Regions from separate parts of the Homo sapiens genome. Here all the other regions are linked to region 1. Evidence: read pairs that join two places in POLR2A ChIA-PET (ENCODE). Cell type or tissue: CD4-positive, alpha-beta T cell. All regions are shown on one strand. Each heading gives the region's core, and the rest is flanking DNA. Links, peaks and the distances in the headings are about the cores only.

Region 1 (10,320 bases), core at 2,826-7,825:
AGAAAGAAAGAAAAGTGTAAAAAACAGGCCAGGTGCAGTGGCTCACACCTGTAATCCCACCACTTTGGGAGGCCGAGGCAGGTGGATTACCTGAGGTCAGGGGTTCAAGACCAGCCTGACCAACATGGTGAAACCCCATCTCTACTAAAAATACAAAAAATTAGCCCAGCATGGTGGTGAGTGCCTGTAATCCTAGCTACTTGGGAGGCTGAGGCAGGAGAATCACTTGAACCCAGGAGGCAGAGGTTGCCATGAGCCAAGATCGCACAATTGCACTCCAGCCTGGGCGACAAGAGCAAAACTCCATCTCAAATAAAAAAAGGTGCAAAAAAAAAAAACTACCCAACCCAAATTCTAACCTCTCATGTAACATACTGGGGCCTTTCATTTAAAAAACTAGTAGCTCATCTATGACTATTTCACATTTATCAAGATTTGTTAAGCTTTTCCAGAATGCAGGGAACTATGTCTGAAAGGTTGCAGATATTGACAAAGAATTTATCCTTTCACCTCCGCATAGATTTGGCAGTGAAACTAAATGAGGCTGGATATGCCTCATTTGACTTACGACTACAGTGATTTTTCTCTAGTTATCCATGGCAACATGGTCAATGTGACTGTGAGAAACAGACAGACAGACATAGATCAAGATCAGGTGTGCTTTTCTTAAGACAAAACACAAGCTGTAGTTTGATATTTCTAACAAAAAAATGCCGCTGCCACAGAAATTAATCACCAACTTGTTAAGTTTTCGGAAGAAAACATTTGCAATAACATGGATTAAAGTTATGTGCAAAGATTCTGGAAGGAAGACAAAACACCAAAGACGAAACCTGGCTGAGGGAACATATGCCCAGAGAAGAAGCCAGCAGACAGCAAGTCACCAACAACTACAGCAGATGCAACAGACTGGACCTCTCTAGCAACACATTCACACAATATACTAAGCCTAAACAATAGAACAGCTTATACATTTTCTTGGGAAAAAGCTCAGAATTTGATATTTGAATGCTCTCAGATTGCTTTGGGATTTGAAAGTATATACAACTAGCACCTTAATTTGTTTAATTCCCACAGCAGATTTTATAATAAGAAACTTACAGCATCGAATTGAGTGAAAAATGACTCTGGTTTCTTCTCTATATCCTCAGTGTCCACCTTCACATCCACCATGGGGTTGAGATTCTGAGCTCGCTCCAAAGAGGCTTCAGCCCTATTTCGGCCAACAGACCCAGTACGAATCAAGAACTGAGCTCCGGGATCTTCTGGAGTTACCTAGGAATAATACACATATTTTTTTAAGTCTTGTATTTTTAGGGAAAATAAATCTTAAAAAGAATCTTTAAATTTTAAAGGATAGCTAAAATACCTACCACCTAAATTTTTTTTTTTTTTTTTTTTTGAGACAGTCTTGCTCTGTCACCAGGCTGGAGTGCAGTGGCATGATCTCGGCTCATTGCAACCTCCGCCTCCTGGGTTCAAATGATTCTCCTCCTGCCTCAGCCTCCCAAGTAGCTGGGACTACAAGCACGCACCACCACAACAGCTAATTTTTGTATTTTTAGTAGAGACAGGGTTTCACCACGTTTGCCAGGATGGTCTCAATCTCTTGACCTCGTGATCCGCCTGCCTCAGCCTCCCAAAGTGCTGAGATTACAGGCATGAAACACTGTGCACAGCCCTAAAATGTATTACTGTTCCTGTAGCAATTTGCCTTATGCAGGCTTCCTTCTAAGGCTTTAAAATGACTTTAAACTTTTTTTAAACTGGTCATTGATGGTTAAAGAGCACCCCCTTGTGTTTATAAAGAAAATTCACTGTCAACAAAAAAATCCATGCTTTCTTCTTCTATGCAAATTTGTAACTGCTAACAAATGACTGATTAACAGTGGCAAGAATTGACTAAATACTTAGCATGTGCCCAACTATAAGCATTTGGGGAAATACACAAGTAGTTTAAAGGATTAAATCTCTGTCTTCCAGTGGTTTAAAACTAGACCAGTGTGGGCAGGGCACGGTGGCTCACACCTGTAATCCCAGCACTTTGGGAGGCCGAGGCAGGAGGATCACCTGAGGTCAGGAGTTTGAGACCAACCTGGCCAACATGGTGAAATGCCATCTCTACTAAAAATACAAAAATAAGCCAGGTGTGGTGGTGTGTGCCTGTAATCCCAGCTACCCAGGAGGCTGAGGCAGGAGAATCACTTCAACAGGGGAGGCGGAGGTTGCAGTGAGCTGCGATTGCACCACTGTACTCCAGCCTGGGCAACAGAGCAAGACTCCGTCTCAAAAAAAAAAAAAAAAAAAAAAAAAGTAGACCAGTGCAGCCTGGCACAGTAGCTCACATCTGTAATCCCAGCAATTTGGGACGCCAAAGCAGGAGGATCACTGCTTGAGGCCAGGAGCTCAAGACTAGCCTGGACAACACAGAGAGGCCCTCTCTCAAAAAACAACAAAAATTGCAACCTCATGAGAAAACTTAAAAAAAAAATCAAACTTGTGCAAAAATCAGACACAATTAAGAATGCTTGAAATGAACTTTTAAAAAACATAGATAGACTATGGCCAGGTGCGGTGGCTCACGCTTGTAATCCCAGCACTTTGGGAGGCCGAGGCAGGCAGATCACCTGAGGTCCAGAGTTCAAAACCAGCCTGACCAACATGGTGAAACCCCATCTCTACTAAAAATACAAAATTAGCCGGACGTGGTGGCACACGCCTGTAATTCCAGCTACTCGGGAGGCTGAGGCAGGAGAATCGCTTGAACCTGGGAGGCAGACGCTGCATTGAGCCCAGGTCGTGCCACTGCACTCCAGCCTGGGCAACAGAGTGAGACTCTGTCTCAAAAAAAAAAAAAAAGAACTCAGAGAGGTGGAGAGATGAGTGGGGACTGGAACAGAGGAATTATTTCACCCCTAAGGCTGAACATCAGCAGAGCAGAGCCTCAAAGACAGGATAATATAATCCCCTAATAGCCACCAGTAAGATTACAGATTCCATACTGCTCTCAAAGTATTTCTTCACACATCAAACATCTAATTTAACCATTAATCTCTGCAAATAACCTTGCCACCTTCACCAAGACTAGGTACAACAGAAGTAATCTCCCCTCAACACCTCCTACCAACCATCCACAGCACACTCTCTATCTTACTACCTTCTCCTCCAAGAAAATGAGCTGGCCCACTTCCCATTCTAGGCTAACCCTGTATCCTTGACCCATTCCATCCTGCTTCTTCAGGGATCTCATTATGTGCTGAGAAGCTGTACCACACAATGGTTAACAGTAAGGCTCTGAAATAATTCAGGCTGGATTCAATCTTTGATTCAAATCCTGGCTCAACAACTGTGTGAACCTCAGCAAGAATGTGGGAATCCCATATAAAACGAGGACATGGATAAAAACGTACAGTTGAGGGCCACGCGTGGTGGCTCACGCCTGTAATCCCAGCACTTTGGGAGGCCAAGGCAGGCAGATCACGAGGTCAGGAGATCGAGACCATCCTGGCTAATACGGTGAAACCCCATCTCTACTAAAAAATACAAAAAAATTAGCCAGGCGTGGTGGTGGGCGCCTGTAGTCCCAGCTACTAGGGAGGCTGAGGCAGGAGAATGGTGTGAACCCGGGAGGCAGAGCTTGCAGTGAGCCAAGATCGCGCCACTGCACTCCAGCCTGGGCAACAGAGCGAGACTCTGTCTCAAAAAAAAAAAAAAATACAGTTGAGGCTGGGCACGGTGGCTCACACCTGTAAACCCAGCAGCTTGGGAGGCTGAGGTGGGTGGATCACTTGAGGTCAGAAGTTCGAGACCAGCCTAGCCAACATGGTGAAACCCCATCTCTACTAAAAATACAAAAATTAGCCGGGTGTGGTGGCACACGCCTGTAATCCTAGCTACTTGGGAGGCTGAGACAGGAGAATCACTTGAACCCAGGAGGCGGAGGTTGCAGTGAGCCAAGATCTCACCACTGCACTCCGGCCTGGGCGACAAGTGAGACTCCATCTCAAAAAAACAAACAAAAAAAACATATAATTGAGCCCAGAAAGTTCAAGACCAGCCTGAGCAACAATCATGAAACCCAGTCTCTACAAAAAATACAAAAAATTAGCCAGGTGTGGTGGCGTGCACCTGTAGTCCCAACTACTGGGAGGCTTAAGTGGGAGAATACCCTGAGCCCAGGAAGTTAAGGCTACAGTGAGCCATGATCATGCCCACTGCATTCCGGCAAGGGTAACAGTGAGACTGCCTCAAAAAAAAAAAAAAAAAAAAAAAAAAAACCCATACACATACAATTATCATTTCATCACTATCAGTCCACAGATCACACCTTCCTTGCTTTGCTCTCCTCTCGTGCTACACATTCTAGTCTCAATTTGGGCCCTCTTAGGTGTGGCTGTCCCCAAGCTTCCATCTCAGAATTACTTATCTTTCCACTCTGTATAGCTCCATAAACCAACTCAATGCCTCTTTCAGTTTCTACCAAAATCTGCTGTTATTTTTCAAATCACTCTTTCTGGTGCAGATTTCTTCCTGATCCACCTGAGTCTTCTCTACTGTACTGCCCACCAGCCGTTTTCTCTCAGATATCCATAAACCCTACATGTCTGCCTGCTTCTGTGTGCTGTCTCCGGAGTCCACCAGCCACCCACCCAGTCACTCAAGCCAGAAGCCTCATCTTCATATCCTTGCTATTTCCATGAGAGTGGTCCATAGTGAGGTGGCTGAGAACATGGGCTCTGGAGTCAGATGCCTGGGTCCCGGCCGTACCACTAACTACTGGGGCCTTGGATGGGCCAGTACTTTTCTTCCTTTTACTCAGTTTTCCCATCTGTAAAACAGGGATGGTAATGGGTCCTTGATCTCAGATGTGTTGTGAGGACTCAATGAGATAATACAACTGCAGCTCTGAGAACAGTGCCTAGCCCCTTCAGTGTCAGCTGCTCTGGTTATTCCTGGCTTTCCTTAAGCTCCCATACACAGACCTCCCAATTCTACCACCTAAATCTATTTCTCACATCTGTGTGCTTCCTGCCATCCCTATCAGCAAGGCCACTTTCACCTCTCACCTAAACTACTAAAAACTGCCTTCTAAGTGGTCTTCTGCCCTGTATTTTGTGCCAACCATAGTTTATACAGTAATTACTGATCTACACATAAAGCCCAAAGCTAACCATGTCACCCTTCCTGTCATTTGAAACTCTTCAGTGAGTCTGCACCACCCAGAGGATTAAGTAAAAGCTTACAGTGGGGCTTCCTAGGAGCCCCTCCTGACTTGGACTTCACCAGCAACCTGTCCCTACCCACCACTTTGGGTCTCACACTCTAAAAACACCAAACTACTTTTAGCTTCCATTTCTACCACACTGTAGGGTGCCTTTGTGACACTGCTATGTCCCCTGCCTAAAACACAGGCTCTTATCTTGACAACCCTCCTTGTTCTTTAAGACTTAGCTCAGATCAGGACTCCAGGAAATCTTTCATGTACCACAACCTCAGTCAGGGAGCCTGCTATGGTTTCCGGAAAAAAAAAAAAAAAAAAACCTTGAGAATGGGAACCAAACCGTGAGCATCTTTCTATCACCAGCACCTAGCAGACTTCAGGGCACCCAGTAGGTGCTCTCAGATGCTTGTTGAATGTAAACTACATAATACGCTCTAAGATGGGTGCAGTGGCCTCACACCTGTGGTGTCAGAATCGCACTGTTCTGTGATTGGCCTCCAATGTTGGATTCTTACAACCAGATGAAGTAATTATGTAATCCCAGCTACTAGGGAAGCTGAGGCAGGAGAAGTGCTTGAACCCGGGAGGCAGAGGTTGCAGTGAGCTGAGGTTGTGTCACTGTACTCCAGCCTGGGCGACAGAGTAAGTCTTTGTCTCAAAATAAATAAATAAAATAAATAAAATGTCACTGAGGCATGGGAATGTAGAGAGAGCAGCACTTATTTTCACCTTGAAGATGAGCCTGGTCAGAGAAAGCTACATTGGAGTTGGGCTCTACCATTATAATATTAATCAAACAGCATTATGTCAGCAGGGGATGGTAGCTCACACCTGTAATCACCGCACTTTGGGAGGCCGAGGCCAGCGGATCACCTGAGGTCAGGAGTTCGAGACCAACCTGGCCAATATGGTGAAACCCCATCTCTACTAAAAATAACAAAACTTAGCCAGGCATGGCCGGGTGCGGTGGCTCACGCCTGCAATCCCAGCACTTTGGGAGGCCGAGGTGGGAGGATCACCTGAGGTCGGAGTTCAAGACCAGCTTGACCAACATGGAGAAACCCGGTCTCTACTAAAAACGTTAAATTAGCCAGGCATGGTGTTGCATGCCTGTAATCCCAGCTACTCGGGAGATTGAGGCAGGAGAATTGCTTGAACCTGGGAGGCAGAGGTTGCAGTGAGCCAAGATCACGCCATTGCACTCCAGCCTGGGCAACAAGAGCTAAACTCCGTCTCAAAAAAAAAACAAAACAAAACTTAGCCAGGCGTGGTGGTGCGTGCCTGTAATCCCAGCTACTTCAGAGGCTGAGGCAGGAGAATCACTTGAGCCCGGGAAGCGGAGGTTGCAGTGTGCGGAGATTGCGCCATTGCACTCCAGTCTGGGCATCACAGCAAGACTCGTCTCGCAAAAACACACAAACAAACAAACAGCATGTCAGATCATTATTCCTAATTACTGGATACTTGTTAGGTTCAAGCACTATACAAAGCAGTCTGCCCACATTCTCTCTGATCCAGTGTTGTTTGTTTTTGTTTGTTTTTGTTGTTGTTGTTGTTGAAACGGAGTCTCACTCTGTTGCCAAGGCTGGAGTGCAGTGGCATGATCTCGGCTCGTTGCAAGCTCCGCCTCCCAGGTTCACGCCATTCTCTTGCCTCAGCCTCCCGAGTAGCTGGGACCACAGGCGCCCGCCACCAAGCCCTGCTAATTTTTTGTGTCTTTAGTAGTGATGGGGTTTCACCGTGCTAGCCAGGATGGTCTCGATCTCCTGACCTCATGATCTGCCCGCCTCAGCCTCCCAAAGTGCTGGGATTACAGGCATGAGCCACTGTGCCTGGCCTGATCCAGTGTTTTTTAAAGTGATGTCTGTGGACCATCTAAATCATAATCTCCTGAAACACCTTTCATTAATTTATTTCTTTTTAAGGCAAAGTCTCACTCTGTTGCCCAGGCTGGAGTGCAGTGGTGCCATCTCAGCTCACTGCAAACTCCACCTCCCAGATTCAAGCGATTCTTGTGCCTCAGCCTCCCGAGTAGCTGGGATTACAGGTGCACACCAACATGCCTGGCTAATTTTTGTATACTGAGTACAGACAGAGTTTTGCCATGTTGGCCAGGCTAGTCTCAAACTCCTGACCTCAGATGATCCGCCTGCCTCAGCCTTCCAAAGTGTTGGGATTACAGGCATGAGCCACTGCGTCCAGCCCTAAAACACCTTTTAAATGCACATACTCCTGAGCTCGCCTCAGACCTAAATGAGAATCACTAGGGGTGAAAGCTAGGGCACCACGAAGCCTCCAGGCCACTCTGCATTTTCAGTTAGTCACTCAGGTCATTTTTAGGCACAAATTGGAAAAACACTTCTCTACACCTCCTCACAAGCAACCACCAAGGGAGATATTACTAACCCCATTTTACAGGCAGGCAAGCTCAATGAGGGGGTGTGAGTCTCTACTGCTCATCCAGCTAGATGTGGTGGAGCTAGAATTCAAACCCAACAATAGCACCTTCAGTCTCCAGAGGCAATGGTTTATTAATGTTAGCCCTCCTTTCACAGCCCTTAAGGCACAAGGAGGAACTCACAAAATCTGCAGATCTTCATGCTGGAAAGGGGAGCCAGAGCAGGGGAGGAATGAGCTCACAACAGCGCACCTGTTCGTGATCCAGCATGGTCAGTCCTTTCACTCCTGCCAAGATGAGATTCTTGGCAATTTCAGCCCCAAGTCCTTTCAAGCCGACAAGAAGCACCCGAGAGGCCCGCAGCCTGTAAGACAAACATTGTTAACCTGATGATACAGAACAGTGAGCTTGCAGAATCACAGAAGAACAAAAAATACACAAATCATTTTGGTTTGCCAGGCACGGTGGCTCATGCCTGTAATCCCAGCACTTTAGGAGGCTGAGATAGGCGGATCACTTGAGGTCAGGAGTTCGAGACCAGCCTGACCAACACGGTGAAACCCCGTCTCTACTAAAATACAAAAACTAGCTGGGCGTAGTGGCAGGCGCCTGTAATCTCAGCTACTTGGGAGGCTGAGGCAGGAGAATCACTTGAAACCATGAGGCGGAGGTTGCAGTGAGCCGAGATCATGCCACTGCACTTCAACTTGGGCAACAAGAGTGAGACTCCGTCTCAAAAAAAAAAAAATCATTTTGGTTCTAACTGCATTGAGGCATCACACCTCGAATCTAGGAAAGAGACAGGCTCTAATCCATACTGCACAAAACAATTCATTCAACAAATATTTATTGAGTACCAACTATGCCAGGCATCCTTCTATGGTGTGGAAATAAGGCGGTGAATCAGACATAGTCCCTGCCCTCATGAAAAAGTAGGAGACAGATAAACAAATAGATACATAATATGTGAAAAAGTGATGAAAATCAAGTGTGACAAGAATCAAGAATGATGGAGAACGCTATTTGAGACAGAAATCATACAAGCCTTTCTGAGGAGATGCCATATGAGCAAAAATCAAAATGAAATAAAGGACAAACACACAGATATTTGGCAGCAGAACATTCCAGATAGAGAAAACAGCAAATGCAAAAGCCCTGAAGCAGGAGTGCTTGGCATGTTCTAGGGACAGGAATGACAGAGAGGCTGAAAAGTTGGAACAAGGGGCCACATCATGAAGGCTCTTACATGCAATGGAAGGATTCTGGATTTTCTTCGAGGCATGATGGAAAGCCATGGGGGTAGGAAGATGTCACAGTTAAGGTGAGGGAGGATGATGGTGGCTCAAACTAGCATGACAGCAGAAGAGGTGCTGAGAAGAGGCACTAGTTAAGTATAACACACAAGCAAAACACATGGTGGCATGAAAAGAGCATGTACACAGGAATTGCTTTTACCTTTTTTTTTTTTTTTTTAAAGACAGAGTCTCGCTCTGTTGCCCAGGCTGGAGTGCAGTGGCGTGATCTCAGCTCACTACAACCTCCGCCTCCCAGGTCCAAGCAATTCTCCTGCCTCAGCCTCCCGAGTAGCTGGGATTACAGGCGCCTACTGTCACGCCTGGCTAGTTTTTGTATTTTTGGTACAGACGGAGTTTCACCATGTTGTTCAGGCTGGTCTCGAACCCCTGACCTCAAGTGATCCACCTGCCTCAGCCTCCCAAAGTGCTGGGATTACAGGCATGAGCCACCGTGCCCAGCCTTGTTTTTAGCTTTTTAAATCTGTAAAGTGACAGAAGATGAGGCTGAAAAAAGGCAATCAGAGGTCAGGCCATCCCAAGACTTCTCTGAGGTCAGTAGGAAGCAGAATAGGTCAACTATATCTTATCTGAAATCTCTTGAACCAGAAGTATTTCAGAGTCACAATTTTTTCAGATTTCAAAAAGGAAATACAGACTTTACATCATGTATTATGAAACAACTCATCAAGATCTTGGGCTGCATCATGTAACCAAACTCATTAATAATTCTGCAGCAAATGTATTATTCATACTGAAAAGGATTTAGTAATAACTAAGAATAATTTTCACACAATTTAAGTTCTGCTGGTAAGAGTTTGCTATTAATTTAATTAAAAATTAAATAAAATTTAATCACAACATTCCACCCTCGCAAAATGCACCATTTCTTCCTCTCAATGCCTACCTACGCCTTTCCCCTTCAAAACCCAACTCCAATGCCATTTCCTCAAAAAAAGGCTTTTTTATCATGGCTGAGTCAATACCAGCAAGCACTCCCCCTCCCCGAACTCTTCCAGCAACAGCTACATATAAAAAGTCCCTGACAATAAATCTGCTCTCCACGACCTACATTCCTACATAGCTCTACAGACTGCTCTGCAGTTGTTTAAAATTCATTATTCAGCCGGGCCCGGTGACTCATGCCTGTAATCCCAGCACTTTGGGAGGCTGAGATGGGTGGATCACCTGAGGTCAGGAGTTCGAGACCAGCCTGTCCAACATGGTGAAACACCCTCTCTACTAAAAATACAAAAAAAATTATGGCCAGGCGTGGGGGCTCACGCCTGTAATCCCAGCACTTTGGGAGGCCAAGGCGGGCAGATCACTTGAGTCCAGGGGTTCGAGACCAGCCTGGCTAACATGGCAAAACCGTGTCTCTACAGAAAATACAAAAATTAGCCAGGCGT
Region 2 (10,320 bases), core at 2,832-7,831, 65 kb before region 1:
TCTACCAAAAATATAAAAATTCGCTGGCATGGTGGTGGGAGCCTATAACCTCAGCTACTTGCTGGGAGGTGGAGGTTGCAGTGAGCCGAGATCGCGCTACTGCACTCTAGCCTGGGTGACAGAGTGAGACTCTGTCTCAAAAAAAAAAAAAAAAAAAAAAATTAATCAAATACTTCAAGAGAAGGCAGGAAAGGAGAAACAGGGGAACAAAAGTGGGACAAATGGAAAGCAAATGGTAGACCTAAATTCAACCATGTTAATAATTCTAAGACATATTATGAGAAAGGGGAGCCAGTTATGGGAAGGTGTCTCATCCTCTACCAAAGGGATGGCATGCACTGCAGTGAAGGCGAAGCAGGGCGTTGGTCTGGGTGTGAACACTCTCTGCATGGCCTTTGCCCTGCTCACAAGTATTTAAGCATGGAGATGGAGGTTCTTTTTTTTTTTTTTGAGACAGAATTTCGCTCTTTTTGCCCAGGATGGAGTGCAGTGGCACGATCTTGGCTCACCACAACCTCCGCCTCCTGGGTTCAAGTGATTCTCCTGCCTCAACCTCCCAAGTAGCTGGGATTACAGGCATGTGCCACCTTGCCCGGCTAATTTTGTATTTTTAGTAGAGACAGGGCTTCTCCATGTTAGTCAAGATGGGGCTTCTCCATGTTAGTCAGGCTAGTCTCAAACTCCCAACTTCAGGCCTTGGCCTCCCAAAATGCTGGGATTACAGGCGTGAGCCACCACACCCGGCCTCCTTTTTTTTTTTTTTTTTTTTTGAGACTGAGTCTCGCTGTGTCGCCCAGGCTGGAGTGCAGTGACATGATTCTCACTGCAACTTCTGCCTCCTGGGTTCAAGCAGTTCTCCTGCCTCAGCCTCTTGAGCAGCTGGGATTACAGACATGAGCCACTGCACCCGGCCACCTAGATGTTTTTTCTAAACATGATATTCTTCATGTTTATCCCGTTTGGGATTCACTGAGCCTTTAACATCTGTAAATTTCTGGCCGGTAGTGTTGGCTCACACCTGTAATCCCAGCACTTTGGGAAGCTGAGGCGGGTGGATCACTTGAGGTCAGGAGTTTGTGACCAGCCTGGTCAACATGGTGAAACCCTGTCTCTACTAAAAATACAAAAATTAGTTGGGTGTGGTGGTGGGCACCTGTAATCCCAGCTACTCAGGAGGCTGAGGCAGGAGAATTGCTTGAACCCAGGAGGTGGAAGTTGTAGTGAGCCAAGATCACATCATCGCACTCCAGCCTGGGTGACAAGAGTGAAACTCTGTCTCAAAATAAATAAATAAAAAGTAAAAAAATTACAAATTAAAAAATTAGCTGGGCGGCGTGCACCTATAATCCCAGCTACTTGGGAGGCTGAGGTTGGAGAATTGCTTGATCCCGGGAGGCGGAGGTTGCAGTCAGCCGAGATTGTGCCACTGCACTACAGCCTGGGCGATAGAGTGAGACTTCATCTCAAAAAAAAAAAAAAGAAAGAAAAGAAAGAAAAGTACCAGCCAGACGTAGTAGCTTACATCTGTAATCACAGTACTTTAGGAGGCTGAGGTAAGAGGATCACTTGAGGCCAGAGTTTAAGCCTGGGCAACATAGTGAGACCTCATGGCTACTAAAAATATGTATATATATTTTTTGAGATGGAGTTTCGCTCTTGTTGCCTAGGCTGGAGTGCAACTGCTCGATCTCGGCTCACTGCAACCTCCACCTCCTGGGTTCAAGCGATTTTCCTGCCTCGGCCTTCAGAGTAGCTGGGATTACAGGCATGTGGACAACACCTAGCTAATTTTTGTATTTTCAGTAGAGACGGGGTTTCACCATGTTGGTCAGGCTGGTCTGGTGACTCCTGACCTCAGGTGATCCAGCCACCTCGACCTCCCAAAATGTTGGGATTACAGGCATGAGCCACCGCACCCAGCCAATAATTTTAAAAACATTAGCCAGGGGGAACATGGTGAAACTCCGTCTCTACTAAAAATACAAAAAAAAAAAAAGGCCGGGCGTGGTAGCTCACGCCTGTAATCCCAGCACTTTGAGAGGCCGAGGCGGGTGGATCACGAGGTCAGGAGATCGAGACCATCCTGGCTAACATGCTGAAACCCTGTCTCTACTAAAAATACAAAGAATTAGCCGGGCGTGGTGGCGGGCGCCTGTAGTCCCAGCTACTCGGGAGGCTGCGGCAAGAGAATGGCGTGAACCCGGGAGGTGGAGCTTGCAGTGAGCTGAGAGCATGCCACTACACTCCAGCCTAGGCAAATGAGCAACACTCCAACTCAAAAAAAAAAAAGAAAAAGAAAAGAAAAAAAAAATTAGCCGGGGGAAAAAATTAGCCAGGTATGGTGGTGCCTGCCTGTGGTCCCAGCTACTCAAGAGACTGAGGTGGGAGACTCACTTTGAGCCCTCAAAATCAAGATTTCAGTGAGCCATGATTGCACACCACTGCACTCCAGCCTGGGTGGCAGAGTAAGACCCTATCACTAAAAAAACAAAACAGGCTGGGCACGGTGGCTCATGCCTGTAATCCCAGCACTTTGGGAGGCTGAGGTGGGCAGATCATCAGGTTGGGAGTTCGAGACCAGACTGGCCAATATGGTGAAACCCCGTCTCTACTAAAAATAGAAAAATTAGCCAGGCGTGGTGGTGGGCGCCTGTGGTCCCAGCTGCTCAGGAGGCTGAGGCAGAGGAGTTGCTTGAATCCGGGAGGCAGAGGTTGCAGTGAGCCGAGATCACGCCACTGCACTCCAGCCTGTGCAACAGAGCATGACTCTGTCTCAAAAAACAAAACAAAATAAAAAACAAGAACCAACTCCTAAAATGCATTTTTATACTTGCTAACCCTGGAACTTGGCTTTGGGAAGTCTTTCCTAAGTGTGCACAATGTCACACAGCAGCAGACTGATTCAATAGTTAATGGTTCACCTGTTTTGGTTATGGAATTTGATGCATGAAATACTGACAAGGATCTCCAAGACATATTGAGAAAAAAGCACATTGGAGAAAAAGTTATTTATGAATATGTAAAATAGCAGCTAACATTGAGCAATATTGATTCAAAGACTGATTTTTTAATCCCCACATATCTGAGGAATGTGCCACTATTCTACCCATTTTAGGGATGGGGTAACAGAAAGTAGTGTAGCGAGGGTCACATGGCTGAGTGGTAGAGTCTAGGTTTGAACATGGCAGTCTGGAAGGATTCACTCTCAACAGTTAACAGGGGTGACCTCCGGGGAGTGGATATGAAAGTGGATAAAGCTAGGCTGGGCGCTGTGGCTTACACCTATAATCCCAGCATTTTGGGTGCTGAGGCAGGTGGATTACTTCAGGTCAGGAGTTCGAGAGCAGCCAGGCCAACATGGTGAAACCCTGTCTACTAAAAGTACAAAAATTAGCTGGGCATGGTGGCCGGGGCCTGTAATCCCAGCTACTTGGGAGGCTGAGGCAGGAGAATTGCTTGAAACCAGGAGGTGGAGGTTGCAGTGAGCCGAGATCACACCACTGCACTCTAGCCTGGGTGACAGAGCAAGACTCCGTCTATTAAAAAAAAAAAAAAGAAAAAAGAAAAAGAAAAAAAGAAAGTGGATACAGCTAACATGTCCAAAAAGCATCTCATATTTCTCTCCAAAATGCAGTTTAGCTGTGAAGTCAGCTGCTCTTATTATGTGGCCAACATTGTGCTGACAGGCTGTGCCCTGCAGCGGAGAGGAATCTTCTCTTTATGCTTGTATATTGCTTGAATATCGTACAAGCTTAGGAACCAAATCCACCCACCCTTTTGGACCTAGTTGAAGGCCCTCTTTTATGAAGGCCGACATGATGTTTTCCAGTGACTACTGGGTCTCAGGGACTTGTGAAGGGAAGCCCAAAATCTTGTTCTCACTGAGCGAACAAGCCGTGCCACTACATGAATCTCTACTGAGTGCCCCGCACCGCAGCTTTCCCAGTCAGCGCCATTTCCATCTCTCCCTTGCTTGTGAGGTGAGCCTGTTTCCTTATCTCCAGTATGGGTAGGAGAACAGCATCTATCCCCATGGGGTTGCTGTGGGGATTCCAACTCAAAGAACAAGGATTCTGAAAAGTACCAGGCAGGTTGCATGGGTATAATGACCATTGGTTGTTATCATTAAACTTACCACCTGCAACCTAAGCCATCTCTTCCACACCTGTAATGAGCTAATAGAACATACGTCAAGATAACTTTTTTTTTTTTTTTTGAGATGGAGTCTCGCTCTGTTGCCCAGGCTGGACTGCAGTGGCACGATCTCGGCTCACTGCAACCTCCGCCTCCCAGGTGCAAGCGATTCTCCTGCCTCAGCCTCCTGAGTAGCTGGATTACAGCCACGCGCCACCATGCCCAGCTAGTTTTTGTATTTTTTTTTTTTAGTAGAGACGGGGTTTCACTATGTTGGTCAGGCTGGTGTTGAACTCCTGACCTCGCGATCCGCCCGCCTCGGCCTCCCAAAGTGCTGGGATTTTTTTTTCGAGACAGTGTCTCACTCTTTCACCCAGGCTTCAGTGCAGTGGTGAAATCCAGGTCATTTCAGCCTCAAACTCCTGGGCTCAAGTGATCCTCCTGCCCCAGTCTCCCAAGCAGCTGTGACCACAGGCACAAGCCACTATGCTCAGCTATTTCTTTTTTTGTGGAGATGGGGTCTTGCTTTGTTTCCCAAGTTGGTCACGAACTCTTGGGCTGAAGTGCTTCTCCCGCCACAGCCTCCCACCATGCCTGACTGACTGCAGATTTTGAGATGGAGTGTCACACTGTTACCCGGGCTGGAGTGCAGTGGTGCGACCTCAGCTCATTGCGACCTCCGCCTCCCAGGTTCAAGTGATTCTCCTGTCTCAGCCTCCCCCAGTAGCTGAGATTACAGGCACCCGCCACCATGCCCGGCTAATTTTTGTAATTTTAGTAGACAGGGTTTCACCACGTTGGCCTGGCTGCTCTCAAACTCCTGACCTCGTGATTCGTCCGCCTCAGCCTCCCAAAATGTTGGGATTACAGGCGTGAGCCACCACGCCTGGCCTTTTTTTCTTCATTTTTATGATTAATACAAACATCATGTGGCAGTTTATGAAATTTGTAGAAACTAGACATTTCTTGCCTGGGGCTGGCAGCTTTCCCCTCGATTCCTGAGGGGTCCTCTGGGTGACTTAATCTCTGCCGTTAGAGGTACAGGGTGGAAAAGTTTGAAGCTTCCGGGACGATTCTACAATTTTGTTTTTATCAATCCAGACCCACCTGCTCCCCCTTGTGACCAAGGCTGCACATTACAGTCAAGAGTATAATTAGCTCAGAATTTAAAGACCACGTGAAATTCATGCAGCAATGTAACTGCTGACCCTGACGCCACTGACTTGCACTAAAGGTGGCGAGACACGGATCCTTTCCGAAATGCAGCCCCTGTCTCACCTCCGGCGGGAGCAGGTGATGCAGGGTTGAGGAACAGAGGCCCTTCTGTAGTGAAGACCACTTTTCTCCCCGACTAACTGCTGCAGGATCAGAATAGGAAAGAGACTGATTTATTGAAACATCACACAATTTACATAAAGAAGAAACACAAGCAAGAGTGGGGTGAACTGGAACGCACTTTGGCTGCATCAAGGCAAACCTGGTCTTCCAATAAAAGCTCTGACCCGTAGCGGCTGTGGCACTTGGGGCATATGAAGCATCACTTTTGACTTCCCTTTATTATTATAATTCTTGCCACTGAAAATAGCCACTATTTAGCTGAATTATCCATTAGACAACTGGAGCCAGAAGCTTCTACACATTCTAGAATGTGAACAATTTAACTCTTGCTGCATCACCCAGAAAAAATGGTGGCAGGAATGGTGAGGGAGAGGAGGAATCTCTTGAGTTAGAGCCTCAGGTCTGAAAAGGCAACTGGTAGGATCATCCCATTCCCTCTCAGAAGCTTCTGAAGTGGAAGAAAAACAAGCAAATCCTAAAGCAAGTAACTTTATTATCATTCCTTTAAAAAGAACCAAGGAAAATTCACAACATATGTGAAACACAAACAGCTGTGGTTTAGGAGGTAAACAAAGGACCAACATAGCCCTGAAATGCAACAGCCTCTGAGTGACTTGAGCCGCATGTGACTGGGGTTCTGTTAAAAGGGCAGGCTCCTCCCTCCTAGCCCTGAAGCCCCAGGAACCTGCCTTGAAAGACAAGCTCTCTAATACTCAACTTGCAGGGTCTCGCCCTAACATCCAAGACTTGGTAGCATCTCCTTTCTCCCAAAACCCAGCTGGAACTCAACTAATCCTAAACGAAAACTCAAGAACAGCACACCAGATGCCACCTGTTGTTTGTCAGGGTCTCAAACTCCAGAGGAAATGCATTTGCCTGTCATGGTTTTCCTCTCTAAGGGCACCTGTCTGAACTTGGAGCTGTGCTTCCACTGGTGCCTCATGGGGCCTGGGCCTACTCTCCACCTGAATTCACACTTTTCTCTATAAGGTATCAGGTGGGGAATAAGTCCAAGAAGGTGACAAGAGGCTCCCGAGCAACAGAGCTTGCTCATTCCTGGCAGGCATCTCCCACAATGCCCCAGAGGGCTGGCGAGGCCGGGACAGCATAAGGACAGAGAAAGGGCAGAGGGGTGCTTGGAAGTGCTCATCACTCAGGGGAGCTGGCAGGCCCGGGATGACAGGCAGCCTGAACAGTGCTGGAACAAAGACAGCCACCCTGCGCCCCTTGTCGAGCAGCTGCTGGTGATGGGAAGCAGCACGTCGGCACCACCTCCTTCGTTGCAGGAAATGTTTTGTATCGGGCCAATGACTTCAGTTTTCCTTGCCTGGAGATGCCTTCATGAAGGAAGGGGACAGGGAATACAGGTGGGCATGCTGCAGTTGGCATCTCTGGGGCTGCCAAATCTTGAGTTCACTTGGGGCCAAGGCACTCCACAATCCCATTCCCCTTCATGCCATCGAAGAAGAAGAAGTTGTTGTGAGGAGGGTCCCGCTGAGACAGGGCCTGGGGAGAAAAATGAAAAGAGGGTTTAGCTCAAGTGCTTTAAGAGGAATAGAGGGAAAAAAAAATTCTAAAAGCAGTCTAGGGCAGTGGTTCTTAACTGGGGTCGATTTTGCTCCCAAAGGGCTATTTGGCAATGTCTGGAGACAATTTTGATTGTCCTATCTCCTTGCTCTGTCCCTTACAAGCTGTGTGTCCATGGGGAGATTATTTAACCTCTCCAAACATTACCTTATTTTCCTAACATGAGATTAAGAAATGTATTTGCCTGGGTTAAACTATGTATCTCAAAAATGTAAAACAGGCCAGGGCCAGGCACATTCACACCTGTAATCCCAGCACTTTGGGAGGCTGAGGTGGGAGAATCACTTGAGCCCAGGAATTCAAGACCAGTCTGTGCAACATGGTGAGATCCCGTCTATATGAAAACTAAAATAGGTGGGGCGCAGTGGCTCACGCCTGTAATCCCAGCACTCTGGGAGGCTGAAGTGGGCGGATCACCTGAGGTTGGGAGTTGGAGACCAGCCTGGCCAACACGGTGAAACCTGTCTCTACTAAAAATACAGAAATTAGCCGAGTATGGTGGCATGCTACTCGGGAGGCTGAGGCAGGAGAATTGCTTGAACCCAGGAGGCAGAGGTTGCAGTAAACTGAGATTGCGCCACCGCACTCCAGCCTGGGCGACACAGTGAGACTCTGTCTCAAAAAAAAAGAGAAAAAGAAAAATGACATAAATTAGCCAGGTATGGTGATGCATGCCCAAGGTGCCAGCTACTCGGGAGGCTGAGGTGGGAGGATCGCTTGAGCCTGGGACATTGAGGCTGCAGTGAGCTGTAATAGTGCCACTATACTCCAGCCTGGGGAACAGAGTGAGACCCTGTCTCAAAACAAAAAACAAACAAACAAAAAAACACCTTAAAACTAAAACAATGACTAACACTGTGTTGCACCACCATTGGGCAAACAGCAGAAATAATTATTCATGACTATTCAACTGAGAAAGGTGGCAGTTCTTAGGCTGTGGCCTTTATCACCTAAGGGGACACATTTAATCAAGGAACACACTGATGCAGAAGCGGGGGCTATTCCATGAGGACATAGAGTCGCTAGGCTTCCACAGGGGGTCAGGGCTGGGATCCAGAGGGCCTGGACAATGCTATTTAGCAATGGCAATGGTGATTATCTTGTGGGGTTACCAGACAGAGCACTTTAAAATACAAGAACAGGGCTGGGCTTAATGTCTCACATCTGTAATCCCAGCACTTAGGGAGGCCGAGGCGGGAGAATCACTTGAGCCCAGGAGTTCGAGACCAGCCTGGGCAACATGGCAAAACCCCATATCTACAAAAAATAAAAAAAATTAGTTGGATGTGGTGGCGTGTGCTTATAGTCTCAGTGCCTCAGGAAGCTGAGGTGGGAGGATCACTTAAGTCCAGGGAAATCAAGTCTGCAGTGAGCTGTGATGGCACCACTGTACTCCAGCCTGGGCAACAGAGAGCGAGAGAGAGGGGTGGGAAGGAGAGTGAGCACGTGGCCCTGTCTTTTGAGGCAGGGTCAGCCCCCGAAACAACATACTGAGTCTTGTATGCACATACATCTTTCTGAGAAAGGGTTCACAATTGTCACAAATTTTCAAACAGGTCCTTAACCCAGAAAGGATTGAAATTTCACCACAAGCTACCATTTAAAGAGGAAGACATCACCTAGGCAAGCTGCCAGGGCAGGGTTTAACGGTTCCCAGGAGCACCGTCCCATCATTCATGAGGAAGGTGGGGCTACACATCCTGAACTGCTCCTCTTCAAACTCAGCACCAAACCCTTTTCCTCATCCATAAAACAGGGACAATCACATCTACCATATACAAATAGTGTTAGTCAGCCATTTTTCCAGGGAAATTTTATTTATTTGTAAATGTTTTTAATTTTTTGAGATAGGATCTTGTTCTGCTACCCAGGTGGGAGGCACATTCTCGGCTTACTGCAACCTCCGTCTCCCCAGCTCCAGATATCCTCCCATACCCTCTTGAGTAGCTGGGACTTTTGTAGAGATGAGGTCTCCTCATGTTGCCCAAGCTAGTCTTGAACTTCTAGGTTCAAGCAATCCTCCCAAAGTGCTGGAATTACAGGCATGAGCTACTGCACCCAGTCAAGGGAACATTTATTAAGCATCTACTCTATGCCAGGTATTCAGCTAGACATTAAGGATTCTGAGGTCTCTGTCCACATGGAGCTTGGATCAGAAAGAAGTTTGCTTCTCTGGGCAAATAGGCAAATAAAAAGCACCTGCCTGCTAGAGTTTTGGTGAGAATGAAATGTGACTAGGCTTGTAAAGTGCCGAGCACGTAGTAAATTCTTAGTAAGTAGGAGCTGCTATTAATAATAATAGGGCCAGGAGTCCTTTACCAATACTGGGGATGCCACCAACCTAGCCAGGTGGAAGGGTCCAACAGTACACAGGTGGAACTCTTAGACCCTCAAACCCAAGATACAGGAGATGGTATGTGTTTTACCATGAACCTGGGATGGCTGCTGCTTTCACTATCACCTCTCTTACCATAGACAGGGAGACCTGCCGTGGACGGTGGGGATGGAGAGAAAGGAAAACTGCTTTAAACCCAAGGAAGTAGACATGGATATAAAATAGGGTATCTAGAAGGACGTAAGAAAGGAAAGACGCAAAAGATGATTCCAAAGGAGCAGACTTGCGCTTGACCCATCTCCTAGTGTAAGCTTTCCATAGGCGCTCAGACAGTGCCTCAGGAGAGAAAGGTGAGTCTGAGGCCCTTGGACTGCAGGCCCCGCCTGCCAGCTGGCTGAAGGCTGACCAGTAATAAGTATGAAGGAGTACTGGGGATGAGAGCAGGGCATGGGGTGACATGGGGCAAAAGGTAAAGTGCTTCCCAAGCAAGATGGGGTAGGAGGAGATTCCAAACACACCCAGCAACGAAGAATGCAGAGTACTCTGGCTATCTGGGATAAACAGAAACAAGATGCTGGGCACCAGCTGTCTCCAGCAGGCAGGAAGGAGGGGGCTGTGTGAGGATGGGGATGTGAGAAACTACCACCAACAATGGGGTCAAGGCTACCTGCCCCAACCTCCAGTCTCCATCCCACATGAAAAATTTAGGGGGAGCCCCTCAATGGGATGTGCAGAAGTAAGGCTGACAATGCAAGGGCAGCGGCCCTGGGGTCCATGCAGTCTCTACATGATGGTGCCATTGAAGGCAACACCTGATGCATGACTGCCCCGTGGTGAAGAGGACAGGCTCAGAAACCAGACTGCCTGGGCCCACATCCTGGCACCACACTCACTAGCCTGGGCAAGCATCTTCTTTCCTGCACCTT
Region 3 (5,000 bases), core at 1-5,000, 81 kb before region 1:
GTCCGTGGGTGTCTGTTTTGTGTTGATATGTGAGTCCAGAGGTGTGCAGGTCTTATCTCTGGAGTGAGTGTGTGTGTGTGGAGAGGGGCATGTTTGGGAACTGAGGCAGTGCCTAGCTTGTGTGTGTGTGTTTGTGTTTGCAAAGGCTGCATTGTGTTTGCATGTGCCCCTGGGCATATCAACAGTGGGTCAGTGTGTGAGACTTTGACAGTTTGGATGTGTGGGGATGGATTGTGCCAGCCAGTGTGCGCAGTATGTAGAGTGCTTGTGATGGTCTGTCTGGATGCTCCTGCTTTGGTCGGGGGTGTGTGTGTATTGTGTGTACTGAGTAGTGATGTCCGAGACTGGGGCCATCTCAGTGTTTGTGTGCAAGTGGGAGGTGGGGTGGGCGGTCAGGCTGGCCAGTCCCGTGTGAGTCCTTGTGTGTGTGCTGTGGGGGCCTCGCTGTGCCTCACTGCCCTCCCTGTGTGCCCGTCGCTGTGTTGGGAAAGTTGTCCCCACCAGCCCATGCTGTGAGTCCCAAGTGGAGTGAGTTTGTGTTGTGGGACTGTCACAGCCCTCATACACACACCTGCTAGACCCCTCCATCCGTCCTGTGTGAGCCCTGTCCTTGCTGTGAGAGCCGTCCTGTGCCCCCTGTCCCTCCTGTGTGCCCATCACCGTATGCACGGGAGGCTCTCCAGGCCAGCCAGGACCCGGTGGTGTCATCCCCCGGCTGGGCGTGTCTCTGTGGGGCCGTCACCCCCTCCGCATGCACACACACCTCCACTCTTCTCCATCTGGGTCCTAACCCCGGGTAGGCTGGAGGTACAGTGGGCCCTGGTACTTCCCTGCTGACCTGCTCCTCCTCCCGTGTCCCGCAGGCCCCAGGGAGCGCCATGGCCCGCGCACGCCAGGAGGGCAGCTCCCCGGAGCCCGTAGAGGGCCTGGCCCGCGACGGCCCGCGCCCCTTCCCGCTCGGCCGCCTGGTGCCCTCGGCAGTGTCCTGCGGCCTCTGCGAGCCCGGCCTGGCTGCCGCCCCCGCCGCCCCCACCCTGCTGCCCGCTGCCTACCTCTGCGCCCCCACCGCCCCACCCGCCGTCACCGCCGCCCTGGGGGGTTCCCGCTGGCCTGGGGGTCCCCGCAGCCGGCCCCGAGGCCCGCGCCCGGACGGTGAGTGCCCGCCCCGCCCCCGGGGTGATAGGAGCCGGGAAGAGAGAGGGCTGGAGACTCGGAGGAACTGGAGAAGTGGGAGAGGACGGGGGGAGGTGGCGGGCCCAGCCGGGCCACTGGGAGGGTGTGGCCAATGTGGTCTTTGTGTTGCAAGAAGCAGGAAGACGGAGGCTGGGGGTGGAGGGGGAGGTCAAGTGGGAAGTCCCTCCTGGAATCTGACTGCAGTCCCCGAATTGCAGCCCACTGTCTCTTCCGGGCCTGGGGCAACAGCTGCATCCCAGCTCCCCTCCCCCAGTCTGGGTCCTCTAGACCCCCTGGAGGATTCCTGTTGCAGGGAGAGTGGGCCGAGCGGGAGGACTGTCAACTCTGGCCTCTGGGGAGGGGTCGAGAGGCCTTTTGCTTTTATTTGCATCTCTTTGGCCAGGGGCTGTCCTCAGCAGTCCCGGCGGAGGAAGGAGAGGGGGAGGGGCCATTGTGTTGGGAAGTCCCCTCGGGGAGGTGGGGGAGTCTTGGGGAGGGAAGGGTTAAAGGTCCCCTGCCTGATGGGCTGTTAACCCTGTGGTGCCCGTGGAGCCCCATCCCTGCCGGCAGGCGCTCTAGGGAAAGTGTGTCCTGGTTTCCCATCCCCCATCTTGTCCCGGCAGCCCAAGGGGAGCGAGGAAAGAGAAAACTTCCCTAACTCAGTTCCTGGAAGCCCTGGAAGGGGACACCGATTTCAAGGCCAAGGTCACAGATGTGGAAACTGAGGCCCTGGCTGTAGGCCTTAGGGAACCCTCAGGCCAGGACCTGGTGGGACGGGAGGGCAGGAGCCTCCTAGGGCGCTCAGAAGTGGGGGGGGGGGGGGGGCAGGAAGGCATCTCCCGCGTCCCAGCCCCCCAGGCCCGCGCTCTGAAGCTGCCACAGTCTCTGGCCTTCTGGTCTCTAGGCCTCTGCCACATCCGGAGGTGTGGCTTCCCTGTGGTTGGACACGAGAGGGCAGGAGACCTGAGGCTTGTGATCTGGGTGGGGTCAGTCACTGTATCCCTGTGTGACCTTGGGATACTCCCTAAGGGCGGGCCTCAGTTTCCCTGCCTGTCACATGGAAAAGGCAAAATGTGGCCCCTTTGGAAAATAGAGGTCGTTAAGCCTGACCACCCCCGGGGTCACCTCTCTGGCCGTCTACCTTCCACACTGACAAGGGCCGTGGGGACGTAGCTGGCCAGACAGGTGACCCCAGAGCGGCGTCCCCAGGTACTTCTTGCTTTCTGGTGCCTGTGGAGGAGAAGCTGAGAAATTGACTCACTAGCGATGGGATCACTAGAAATGAGGCGGGGAGCAGTGGCTGGGAAAGAGGGGAGCAGGCCGAGACACCTCGAGGCCTGGAGGGGTGGTGGGTGCTGACCGCGCCCCTCTGCCTCTCCAAGGTCCTCAGCCCTCGCTCTCGCTGGCGGAGCAGCACCTGGAGTCGCCCGTGCCCAGCGCCCCGGGGGCTCTGGCGGGCGGTCCCACCCAGGCGGCCCCGGGAGTCCGCGGGGAGGAGGAACAGTGGGCCCGGGAGATCGGGGCCCAGCTGCGGCGGATGGCGGACGACCTCAACGCACAGTACGAGCGGCGGGTGAGTGCTGGGGGTGGGGTAGACGGCAGGTGGGACTTCCGCCGGAGGAGGGGGCGGCAGGCGGCCCCCGCCAGATGTGCGGCAGCTGCTGCCCTGCGCGGCTGGGTCGCTCCGCGGACAGGCAGGTGGGGGGTAAGTGGGTGGGGGGGAATCGCGCGCCCGCAGAGCCGCCCAAGGACTCCGCGCCGCGGCTGGCATAGCCGGAGCCCGAGCCAGGGCCAGGGCCAGGGCCAGGGACTAGGCCGCCGAGGAGTGGAGCTGCGCGCCCGTGGCCCGCGGCCGCGGGGACTGAGGGCGGCGCTGGGCGGCGCGGCTCATATATCCCGGGCTATTTATAGCCGGTGAGTCAGCAGCCGCGCCGCGCCCGCCCCCTGCCGTCCCTCTCGCGCGGCCCGCAGCGCCACACAGTTTCCCGGGCGCCGGGGCGGGCCGGGGACCGCAGGGGTGGGCTCGCAGCCCCGCCCCGCGGGAGGCCCCGCCCCCCAGCCCCTGGCACGGCCTCGATTTTTTAAAACAAATATTCGAAGCCCACAGCAGAGAATGGGAAATCACAAACATCATGCGCCCACCAGGCAGCTCTGTTCAGTTTGAACATTACACCCGCATTGCTTGCTTATTAAGAAACCAAACAAAACCGCAGAAACGCATGTGGTGAAGCTCCTTACTCTCCCCATCCCTTCCCCCTCCTTGCATCCAAAGGAAATCTCTCGAGTTGGCCTCTCTCAACCCCTGCAGGTGTTGCTTTTACTCCGTATTTACCAGGCCAGAACCAGGGCTTAGAATCATGGAGCATTCTTAGCTTAGCGTATATGACATAGTTTTTGTTTCTCCCCAGAATTCCTTTTTCCCTCAATATTAGGCTTCAGATTCACCATATGGGCAAAAGAGCTTCCATTCATCTATGTTCAGCCAGGCACGGTGGCTCACTCCTGTAATCCCAGCACTTTGGGAGGCGGAGATAGAAGGACGCTTGAGCCCAGGAGTTCCAGACCAGCCTGGGCCACATAATGAGATCCCCGTTGCTACAAAAAATACAAAAATTAGCCGGGTGTGGTGGCGCGGGCCTGTAGTCTCAGCTACTTGGGAGGCTGAGGTGAAAGGGTCCCTTGAGCCAAGGAAGTCGAGGCTGCACTGAGCCATGAAGGGTCACTGAACTCCAGCCTGGGGGACAGAGCAAGACCATCTCAAAAAAGAAACAACAAATACAGCCATTTTCGGCCTGGTGCAGTGGCCCACGCCTGTAATCCCAGCCCTTTGGGAGGCGGAGGCAAGTGGCTCACTTGAGGTTGGGAGTTTGAGACCAGTCTGGCCAACATGGTGAAACCTCGTCTCTACTAAAAATACAAAAATTAAGGCCGGGCGTGGTGGCTCATGCCTGTAATCCCAGCACTTTGGGAGGCTGAGGAGGGCGGATCACCTGAGGTCGGGAGTTCGAGACAAGCCTGACCAACATGAACAAACCCCGTCTCTACTAAAAATACAAAATTAGCCAGGCGTGGTGGCACATGCCTGTAATCTCAGCTACTCGGGAGGCTGAGGCAGGATAATTGCTTGAAACCGGGAGGCAGAGGTTGCGGTGAGCCGAGATCGTGCCATTGCACTCCAGCCTGGGCAACAACAGCGAAAATCTGTCTCAAAAAAAAAAAAAGAAACAAAAAGTAGCTGAGCATGGTGGCACACGCCAGTAATCCCAGCTACTTGGGAGACTGAGGCAGGAGAATCTCTTGAACCCAGGAGGTGGAGGTTGCAGTGAGCCGAGATCAGGAGATCATGCCACTGCACTCCAGCCTGGAGGACAGAATGAAACTCTGTCTCAAAAAAAAAAAAAAAAAAAGTCATTTTCACTGCTACATAGTATTCTGTTGGATAAACATAGTATCCTTATTCATTTTCTCATTGATGGATATTTAGGATAGATATGTATTTTTATTTTATGTTTAGAGACAGGGTCTCACTGTCTCCCAGGCTGGAGTGCCGTGGTTCAATCACAGCTCCCTGCAGCCTCCAACTCCTGGGTTTAAGGGATCCTCCCGCCTCAGCCTCCCAAGTAGCTGGGACCACAGGCAGATCCACCATGCCTGGCTAATTTTTATTTTATTTTTTTGTAGAGATCAGGTCTTTCTGTGTTACCCAGGCTGGTCTCAAACTCCTGGCCTCAAGTGATCCTCCTGCCTTGGCCTCCCAAATTGCTGGAATTATGGGTCTGAGCTACCTCACCCAGACTATTTTTAAATGTATTTCAGATTTTATTTTA

Evidence for each region. Peaks named below come from ENCODE experiments on the same cell type or tissue, not always from the same donor. Only the 100,000 strongest peaks of a DNase experiment are listed, where the experiment ranks them.
Region 2: POLR2A ChIA-PET joins it to region 1 with 20 read pairs; 31 of 35 experiments call an interaction of 5 or more read pairs at or near these places.
Region 3: POLR2A ChIA-PET joins it to region 1 with 12 read pairs; 31 of 35 experiments call an interaction of 5 or more read pairs at or near these places.

The regions. Positions count from the first base shown.
Region 1 is chr19:47,141,157-47,151,476 of GRCh38, reverse strand. SAE1 (SUMO1 activating enzyme subunit 1) reads right to left here. Exons shown (of 9, transcript NM_005500.3): 2 at 7,872-7,983; 3 at 1,102-1,275. Among named protein-coding and RNA genes, the nearest start is that of SAE1, 15 kb to the right of the region's middle. In CD4-positive, alpha-beta T cell, for the core only: no CTCF peak of the experiment used is centred there; a DNase peak (open chromatin) is centred at 5,466; H3K27ac peaks cover 2,768 bases.
Region 2 is chr19:47,205,817-47,216,136 of GRCh38, reverse strand. It overlaps SAE1 (SUMO1 activating enzyme subunit 1), which reads right to left. Exons shown (of 9, transcript NM_005500.3): 9 at 5,501-6,978. The coding sequence ends at 6,886. Among named protein-coding and RNA genes, the nearest start is that of MIR3190, 16 kb to the left of the region's middle. RefSeq lists enhancers at 5,111-5,405, 6,397-7,146. In CD4-positive, alpha-beta T cell, for the core only: CTCF peaks have their summits at 5,066 and 5,269 (motif pointing left); a DNase peak (open chromatin) is centred at 5,246.
Region 3 is chr19:47,224,310-47,229,309 of GRCh38, reverse strand. It overlaps BBC3 (BCL2 binding component 3), which reads left to right. Exons shown (of 4, transcript NM_014417.5): 2 at 864-1,152; 3 at 2,556-2,746. The coding sequence starts at 879. MIR3190 (microRNA 3190) reads right to left here and starts at 2,368; the gene lies at 2,289-2,368. MIR3191 (microRNA 3191) reads left to right here and starts at 2,291; the gene lies at 2,291-2,366. RefSeq lists silencers at 814-1,253, 2,474-2,773, 3,143-3,309, 2,804-3,363 and enhancers at 1,286-2,228, 3,437-3,936. In CD4-positive, alpha-beta T cell, for the core only: no CTCF peak of the experiment used is centred there; DNase peaks (open chromatin) are centred at 739, 1,329, 2,089, 3,059 and 2 weaker places; H3K4me3 peaks cover 2,839 bases; H3K27ac peaks cover 2,180 bases.